2 separate regions of the Homo sapiens genome follow, and region 1 is linked to region 2. A link is a contact called in ENCODE Hi-C or POLR2A ChIA-PET data. All regions are on one chromosome and are shown on one strand. The core of a region is the stretch at or near the end of the contact, and the rest is flanking DNA. Distances in the headings are between cores, read along the strand shown.

The links. Hi-C counts contacts between places; a loop is a spot of excess contacts on that map. ChIA-PET counts read pairs that join two places held with the same protein, here RNA polymerase II (POLR2A). Pooled maps may share reads with other maps.
Region 1: a pooled map shows a loop between it and region 2 (2.3-fold over the local background). The contact joins the promoter of TAGLN2 here to the promoter of ARHGEF11 in region 2. A Hi-C loop is called at or near these places in 1 of 37 single-sample maps with no recorded cell type and 1 of 50 pooled maps. POLR2A ChIA-PET finds 5 or more read pairs at or near these places in 1 of 52 experiments (OCI-LY7).

The regions. Positions count from the first base shown.
Region 1 is chr1:159,922,988-159,926,828 of GRCh38, forward strand. TAGLN2 (transgelin 2) reads right to left here and starts at 2,520. Exons shown (of 5, transcript NM_003564.3): 1 at 2,463-2,520. It overlaps LOC124904437 (a long non-coding RNA gene), which reads left to right and starts at 891. Exons shown (of 2, transcript XR_007066683.1): 1 at 891-964; 2 at 1,492-3,841. RefSeq lists enhancers at 1-140, 541-640, 651-810, 950-2,149, 1,622-2,198 and a silencer at 1,481-1,890.
Region 2 is chr1:157,043,037-157,047,975 of GRCh38, forward strand. It overlaps ARHGEF11 (Rho guanine nucleotide exchange factor 11), which reads right to left and starts at 2,706. Exons shown (of 41, transcript NM_198236.3): 1 at 1,263-2,706. The coding sequence starts at 1,294. RefSeq lists a silencer at 2,617-2,916.

The DNA.
Region 1 (3,841 bases), core at 1,270-3,769, 2.9 Mb after region 2:
GAGCCATAGGGCGGGGTCCTGAGAAGGGGCAGTTCCAACCAGGCCAGGCCTGGTCAGCAGCTGTTTCTCTTCCCCACCCCCACGGGCAGGCAGAAGCTGATGGGCTGCGGCTGCTGGAGCTGGGAAGGCCCACCCTAGGGACACCCAGGGGACCTGCCCCTGCCTTCCCTCAAACATAAAGAAAACAGTAAGCAAGTTGCCTACCAGGGTGAGAAGAGATATGCCCAGCTGGAAGACAGGTGTGGGGGACCCCCAGAGCTGGGGACCCCAAAGGAAGGTGACAGCTGAACAACCTGGGGGATGGACTGGCAGGGAGCAACCTAAACCCTAGCGCTACTGCAGCTGTGAGAACAACCCTCACCCTCACCCTGGAGTTACAATAGGCGGGAAACGGGGAGGGGCCACGCAAGGCACTCGGCCCCACCCAGACCCTGGGCTGGAAGCTTACCTCACCAAAGCCAAAGCCAAAGAAAAGGCGGACATGGGTGGGGGCAGGGAGGACTTCAGGGTTCTTGGCTAGGGTGTTTAATTGGGAAGACAAAGGGACTCTCCATCCACCGTGCAGATGGAACACAGGAGAACTTCCCAACTCAGATTTGGGACAGGGAGTGTTCTCAAAGAGCAGCACAGTGAGGGCACCAGCCCACAGAGCGAGGTGCCACAGCCAGCAGCAAGGATGGGGGGCGGCCCACAATTAAGGGAACCACCGTAGGGCAGCCCCTCACCACCGAGAGTCAGGAGCAGAAGAGAAAGCTGAGGCTACACAAACAGGAAGCTCCAAAGCTTGCGTGGGAGGAGGGGATGAGGTGGGGGCCGTTGCCATGGCTTCTGTGTACCAAACAGTGTTGGAGGCTGGGTGGGGGCTCCGGGCAGAAACACCCTGTCAACACAGACGTTGTGGTGAGCAGGCTGTGAGCACGGGAGCAGAAGTGGGATCGTCTCAGCAGTGCTCGGGTGTAGCCAGGTGCAAGAGATTATTCCAGGAGACAGCTATAGTGGGGATGGACAGCGTGTGGGGGAAGATAGGAAATGACCCGTGTTGGGGTGAAGAAGAGGACTCAGGAAGTAGTTGTTCAGGAGAAGAAATCCCCTGGGAAGGGAAAGTGTTCTGAGCTAGAGAACCCACAGCTGAAAATTCTGGAGGGAGAAGGGATGGAATGAAGAAAGGATTAGGGGCCAATCCCGGGGTGGGGGACAGGGGCAGAGGCCTTGGGGTGAGGGAGGGAGTTGCGGTTGGACAAAACCTATTTGTTGGTTCTGGAATGGTAGGGCCCTACTGGGCCCGCCCTGCCTTGGCCTCCTCTGCAGTTGTAGGTCTGCCCCTTGTAGTGGGGAGGAGAAACTGGGAGGGGGCTAGAGATAGAGAGCCATTGCTGTCTGGTGCTTTGAAGTCAATGAGAACACTGGGGGAGCCCCGTCCCAGCCGCAGGTCTTCTACATCGAATCCCACACTCCATCCCCACTCTCACCCCGTTTCTCTCTGCCCCACAGATACCAACTGCTCACAGATCTCCCAGGACACCGGCTTCAGGTAGCCCCAGGAGGCACAGGGCGCGGGGGGAGGCGGCAGTCCACCTCCGGTCCTGCAGGTCCGGCCTCCCAGCCGCCGCCCCCCACCCCCACGACCACACCCTGGGCCGTTACAACAGATGAGTCACCCACCGCCCTCCCGCCGCTGGGGTGACGCAGTGGTCTGGGCAGCCCGCCCGTCCGCCCGCGGCCACCACCGGCTTTCCCAGCAGCAGGGGGCACCCGGTGGGGGCAGCGGCGCTCGGGCAGGGTAAAAGCAGCCACCACCACCCCCACAACCTCACACAGGGCACCCCGGGGCGCAGTCAGGGCTGCAGCACCCAGACCCCCGAGGTCAGGGGACCGTCATAGAGATGACTGGAGCTTCACAGAAGGTCACCGTGCGACCCATGCAGAGCCCCCTAGCCCCAGCCCGTGACCTCAAGTCCCCAGAATAGCAAGCTAGCAGGAACAGGAATGAAAAGGGCGGCCTCGGGGACTCAGAGGGCACGCAGTGCTCACACGTGCTCCTGGAACCAGGAAGTGAAGGGTCGCGCGGGAAAGCCCAGGAGCACGAGCTGGCCCAGGGCCGGCGCCACGACCCGGGGTCACTCGGGGCCAGCCAGCTAAAGTCCGACGCCCTTTTTTCCCCTCGCCCCAGTGAGGACTCAGCGATGGAGCCCGCGGGTGGGGCTCAGTCCCTGAGTCCCTGCTCCAGACGGACGCCCTGTCTATGCATGGGCTAACCTCGCCTGACCTCATCGTCCAACAATGTCGGGTCAGGGCTTGGGGACAGGACCTGACAGCACGGGGCGGGGTAAAGTAGTCACCGGACCCTTGCCTGGTACCAGCCCTTGATCCCCGAGCTCGCTGGAGCAAGTTCAAAGCGCTGGCTTCTTGCTTTCTACACAGCACGCACATGTCCCCGACCCCCGTACCCCCGACCTGCTCACCGTTCAAGCGGGCTGGAGAGCGGCGCACTGACTCAAGGCAAGGGCTGCAGCTGCAAGTGGTGCGCCCTGCCCAGCCGGGGATTTTCAGGAGGGTCCCGCCTCAGACGGGGCGGACCCGGGGCGGGGCAAGGGCCAAGAAGGTTTAAAGGCGCCGCAGCGCAGAAGGAGGGAGGACTGCTTGAGACAGAGGGACAGTAGACCAGAGCAAGGGTTAAAGGTTCGGGGAGTCTGAATCTACAAAGGCGGCTGCAGTGGTCTCCACCCGTGAGTACCTCAGCCTCCACCGAGAGCCCGTAGACTTGTGCCCCAGTAGGAAACTTTCTGCCTAGAAAGTTAGCTAAACACTGTGGGCGTGTTTATGTAGGAAGAAGCCTCCTAGTTTAGAGGCTGGCAAGGTAAAAGGAGGCACAGGAAGGCCTTCCCCCGACCCCAACTGACTAGTGTGTGACAGGACTGGGACTTGCAGGCCGGGACAGCACCCCCACGTGATCTTGCTCACCTCTTACTTCAAGCCTGGGCAGGGACTAACAGTGAGGTCACTCTGCCCAGGGCCCTAGGGGTGTTTTCGGTGTTGGGACCCAGGGCTCAGACCTGTCTTCTCCCTGCCTTTCATCTCCTTTTCTATGACCTGGTATCTCTTCCTAAATCCTGGAGGGATCAGAGGGGGAGACCTCAGCGCGAGGAGGCTGGCTGGGGTTCTTTTGTCTCTGAGGGTGGAGGACAGCACAGTTCAGGGGTGGAGAAAGAGCCCCCCATCCTTTCAGGCTTCAGTTGAATAGAGTCCCCCGGGGTGGAGTTCTGCACACATGATAGAGTCCTCCCTTGAACCTGAGATTCCAGGATGTCAATATCCAGTCCTGTCCAACCTTTCTATTATTCTCTGTTCCCTCCCCGAGTCCTACACAGCCCTATATTCCAGTCCCACTGATTGTCAAGCATTCTCACTCTTCTGTGCCTTTACAAAGGCTATTCCTCTGCCTAGGACAGTTTCCCTTCCTTGACTGGCTCCCCACCTGCTCTACCCTTTACCTGCTGTGTGACTGTTGTGCATTCTATGCTTGAGTTCCCTGGTCTATAGAACAGAGCTAATAGTACTACCTAATTCATAGAATTGTAGAGAACTAAACAGTCCACCTATAGGGCTTAGAGCAGTGCCTGGCACATAGTGAATACTATTATTACCACCATCTATCTGTGAGGGTCCTGAGGACTCCCCCCCAATATGTGGCATTTGTCCCAGCACACGATATTAGCGTTCACTAAAGGTGGCCTTGAATGCAACATCTTCCTTTGTGCTACAATAACCAACACATAGCTTTATCACGGAACTTATCATACGGTAACTATTTCTTTGTCCGCCTCACTGACTAGAAAGAACT
Region 2 (4,939 bases), core at 1,456-3,955:
TTCCCATCTAGGGACTGCTGAACTAATCTAAATGGGACTCTGAGGCAATACAGAGATTAGTGCTTGAGAGAGAGAGATTATATGCATTTTAGGCCACATTCCACAACCAAAAGGAAATTATTATTAGCATGGATAACCGAAGGTGGACTGGGCATGGAGGGAACAATTGCTCCCTTGCAAATATTCTTCCCTATCTCTCCAATAATATTTTTTTCCAGGCCCAGTCCTTTCATTTGCTTGTTCAGTCCTTCAACCACCCATCTATCCAGTTAGGATGTGTGCAGTGCCCACAAAACACACCCCCCACAGCAAGGTTCTCATGGGGAGAAGCGTTGAGGAGGGGTAGGGGAGGGAAGGAAAAGGCAGACACCTTACAAAGTTGTACCAATCATTTGGAGGTAAGAATTGCAACCACACAGTAACATTACCAGTGATAGAGGTGGCTGGGCAGACTCTTGGGGCAAGGGGTGTCATGTGTTCAGACTCTGAGGGCCAGTGCTGCTGCCCAGCAGGCCTACGAGCCCAAAACAATTTCTTCTGGCTCCAGGCAGAGGGAAGGCCCATTTTGCAGAGTCAAGCTTATTAAGAACAGCTTGGAAGATTAAACCTAGAGCATCAGCCGGTTGGCAGGTCTCAATTCAAACTCTAAGCTTGGAGGAGAGGAAATTCTAATGTGATCTATGCATTTTGGGACCATGTCAGCTACTGGTAAAAATCCAGACTTGCATGGGTGCAAAGGATGTTTCTGTCCCATCATTCAGGCCAAGAACATCCTCTTCATTTCTAGAAATGGGATCCACCCCGTCACCAAGCCCCACCATTCCATACCAACCAGCCTGGTGGAGGCCCACGCCTCTGCCAGGGCCCTTCTCCCAGCAGCTCCAACACCTAAAGCCAGTCCCCCTAGTGCAACCCTAGGAGCTCACAAGACTGGCTTGCCCCCACCTGAGACTAGCAAGTTGGGTGGACTCAAATTCAGCCTCTACCCTGGCAAAAGTCAAAAGCCACTGGAAGCACATCCTCCTCCTTTCCCTCTCCTGGCTTCACTGTTTATTGCTTATATTCAAAAGACGCTGAATCAAGAGCTATGTTTTTGCACATAACCACATAGGCTGACAGTCCCCAGAGACTAATGCTCCTAGCCCACCAATTCCCATAGCCCACCCAGACCCCTATTTTCAACCATTTATTAAAATGCAACACCACCCCTCCCAGTCTTTCCTTTAGTCAATGTTGAAAAATCAAATTATTAGCAAACCTACCTGTCTATACTCTGGGGTAACCTTACACTCATGGTTTCTCGGTGTCTCCACGGTTCCAGAATCCTGTAGCTTTGGTGTCTTGATCAGGATTGAATCGCTTGCAATTTTTGAGCAAGGTGAGAGGAGGGCCTCCCAACTTGAAGATAGAATCCTTTCTCCTCCAGCTCTCAGGACCCTGGTAACTGATGCTCCACTCTACTTCTACCAGTGAACATGATTTCCTTTCTCAGCCCCTCTTCCCCTCCCCCGCTTTAAAAAAAAAGAAAAGAAAAGAAAAAAGAAAAAAAAAGGAAAAGAGGAAAAACTACGACCTTCTCAGAAACCAAAAACCCAGCCACGAATCTCTTCAAGGTTAGCACTATGGCCAAAAAAAAATGAATCACAGAAAAATGTGCCTTCAAAATATCACTGTTAACTGCAAAGTACAGATAAAACCATCCTTTAAATCCAGCTTTCTCAGCTGTCCTTCTGTTGGCAAGAGACCCTCTAGCTCAAAGGGGGAAAGTAATTTTCTAGTCTCCAATGCTTAATATGACAACAGCAAATATCTTTGAGGAAAGGAAAAAAAAAAGGATTAATAAATCCGAAATGGCACTTGGAAAAATTCTTTCGGCTGATTTGTACAGTAAAATAATAAATAAAACCATACAATAGTATGTACACAACAGCACTCCTTCCAAGTCCAGTGCAACCCTGGGAACCAAAATTTATGGACTTCCTTAAAAAAAAAAAAGCTTTTACATTAAATGTTTTGAAATTCTTAAATGAGCCAATTGCACCAAAAAAAAAAATAAAATAAAAATCAAAGAACACCTGAAATGCAATGCTTTTTACCTTTAAGATGGTAGTAATGATAACAAACCAGAGATAATCTCTGAAAATATTCTCTCCTTTTCTTTTTCCTTTAAACTTGCAGGTTCCTCCACCTACCCCAGCCTGATTCTCAGACCCAGCCTACGTTCGGCCTTTTTCTGAAAGACAATTTCCTGAGTTAGTTCTGCTGTTGGGCTCCTCCACATCCAGGCTCCGAAATTTTCTCTTGCCTCAGCCTCCATGAAACGGAGATTTCGCTTCCTCCCGTTCCCCCTTCTCTCTCCCTCTCTCTCGCCCGGCCAGAAAGACGGCTCCCTTATTATTCGTTCGGATTATTATTGTGGATTTGAGTTCGAGGTGGGTTTTTCTTCCACACCAGACTCCTGGAAAATCCGATCGCCTGTCTCCTCTCGGCCTCTCCTTGCCTCCCTTTCCGCCCCTCGCCTAATCTCGCAGGCAGGAGCCCGCAGTGCCTCGCGCAGGACGCCCGGCCGGGCCTCGGGCTCCCGGCGCCGCTCGCCCCGCGCCCGACCGCCGTGTTCCGGCCTTCGCGGCCGCTCGGGACGCCAGGCTCGGCGCACAGGGAAGGCTGCGGCGGCTGCGGCAGGCCGGCACGAGCGGGCGTCCGACTGCCGGCGTCGCGGCCGCGCTCGCCTCCTTCCGGGCCCCTTCCCCCTCGGTTCGCCGCTCGCTCGGGCGCAGGCCCGGCCGGCCGCCCCCCTTCCCTCCCTCCTTCCCTGCGAGCCTTTCTCCTTCCCTCGCTCCCGCGGGGCGGGGCCGCAGGCTCCTCCTCCTCGCTGCGCTGCCCGCCGCCCGCCGGCCTTTCCCCTCACGCCGCGGCGGCCGGGGGCGGGGGCGGGAAGCTGACCGCCTTTCCCTGCCTCGGTTCCCGCGGCCGCGACTCCCGCCGACCGGCCCGCCCCTGTCCCGGCCTCCCTGCGCGCCCTGCCCCCCACAACCCTTTGCCGTCGCTCCTCGGCCGGTCCCCTCTGCGGCCCCTCAGTCGCCGGCCCTGCCCCTCGGCGCGGCCTAGCGGGTTCCCATCTCAGCCGGATCCCCGGCCCGGCCCGCGGGCGACCCCGGCCCTGACCCCGCCAGGCACCGCGCGCCGTCCCCGCCGCCGCCACCGCCACCGCCACCCCTGCCGCCTTTTCGCCGCTTTTCCTCGGCTGCTTTTCCCCCTTTTATTGACTTCTGCTCGGGAGCCGACCTTTGTTTCCTACCCCCTGCCCGCCCAGCCACCGTGCCCGCGCCCCGTGCCCCTGCCCACGGGTGCAGGTTTACCTCTTTGCGTCCACCGGCATTACCCCGGCGCCCGCAGCTGCGGCTCACCCTCTCTCCACCTCTCTTCTGATCTTATTTTTCAAACATTTGTTGCGGCCTCCTTCGTGGTGTCAGTTCTTTTAACTGTTTCCTCCCGTTTCTGTGGTCCTTCCCACTTCTAATACCACCGACTTAGGGGGAAGACCCTTCGCTGTTTCCTCTCGGGTTGGGTTGGGCATCTTAATAGCAGGCTGTGTGAAGTGTCTTTGAACTCTATGGAAGAGCCTTTCCAGAGCAATTCTATTTTCATAACCCCCTCTCATAGAATCACAGTTTCTAAATCTTTACAAGTAACGTGACATTTGTCAGAAGGTGCCGAGCGTTATGATTAAAAATCATTAAGGCCGAGGCGGGGCCTGAGGTCAGGAGTTCGAGACCATCCTGGGCCAACATGGTGAAACCCCCCCCCTCTACTAAAAATACAAAACTAGCCGTACGTGGTGGCGCGTGCCTGTAATCCCAGCTACTCGGTAGGCTAGGGCACGAGAATCGCTTGAACCCGGGAGGCGGAGCTTGCAGTGAGCCGAGATTGCGCCACTGCACTCCAGTCTGGGCAACAGAGCGAGACTCCGTCTCAAAAAACTAATAATAATAAAATTTTTTTTAAAAAATTATTAAAATAAAAAAACTCTCACTAGGATTGGGGAGTGGACTTTGCCTTCTTGCCTAGGTAAATGCCATTGTAAAATACTCTGCAGGCAGTGGGGTGTTTGCATAAGTTCTCTCCTTTCACACTACCTGGATTGTTCTGGGAGGGGGTGGATATGTATATGTAAATTATCTATACACATTCGTGAGCTCTGGAGTGACCTCACCAGTGTTAGAAGTGGTAGATATGCAAATTGCAAGAGGAAAAAGAAACGAATAAGCATCAGTTGAAGACCTACTATGAACCAGGAACTTTCCCTTTAATGTATATCAGGTATAGGTTGGCAAATAAAAGAACCTGCTTCCTTCACCCTGTCTCCACCAACCCCTAGGCCAGAACTCCCCAAAACAGGTGATCTGCCCAGCATTTGAAGCACAGTCTAGATTGTTGCTGACTTAATTGTGTCTTTCTTTCCCATACTACCCGCAAAAATGATGCTCTCAAATGTGGACACTGCTCTGTGGTGACAGACCACTGGTTGCCACACATTTTAAAATAATGTTTTCTTGGCCAGGTGCGGTGGCTCACGCCTGTAATCCCAGCACTTTGGGAGACCGAGGCGAGTGGATCACCTCAAGTCAGAAGTTCGAGACCAGCCTGGCCAACATGGTGAAACCCCGTCTCTACTAAAAATACAAAAAATTAGCTGGGTATGGTGGGGAGCGCCTGTAATCCTAGCTACTCCGGAGGTTGAGGCAGGAGAATCGCTTGAACCCGGGAGGCAGAGGTTGCAATCAGCCAAGATTGCGCCACTGCACACCAGCCTGGGTGACGAGTGAAACTCCATCTCAAAATGATAATAATAATGATAATGTGTTCTTAATATATGTAATATTTTTAAAGCAAGTATTTACATATATTTTATTACATATCTTATACAACATTGCCTAGT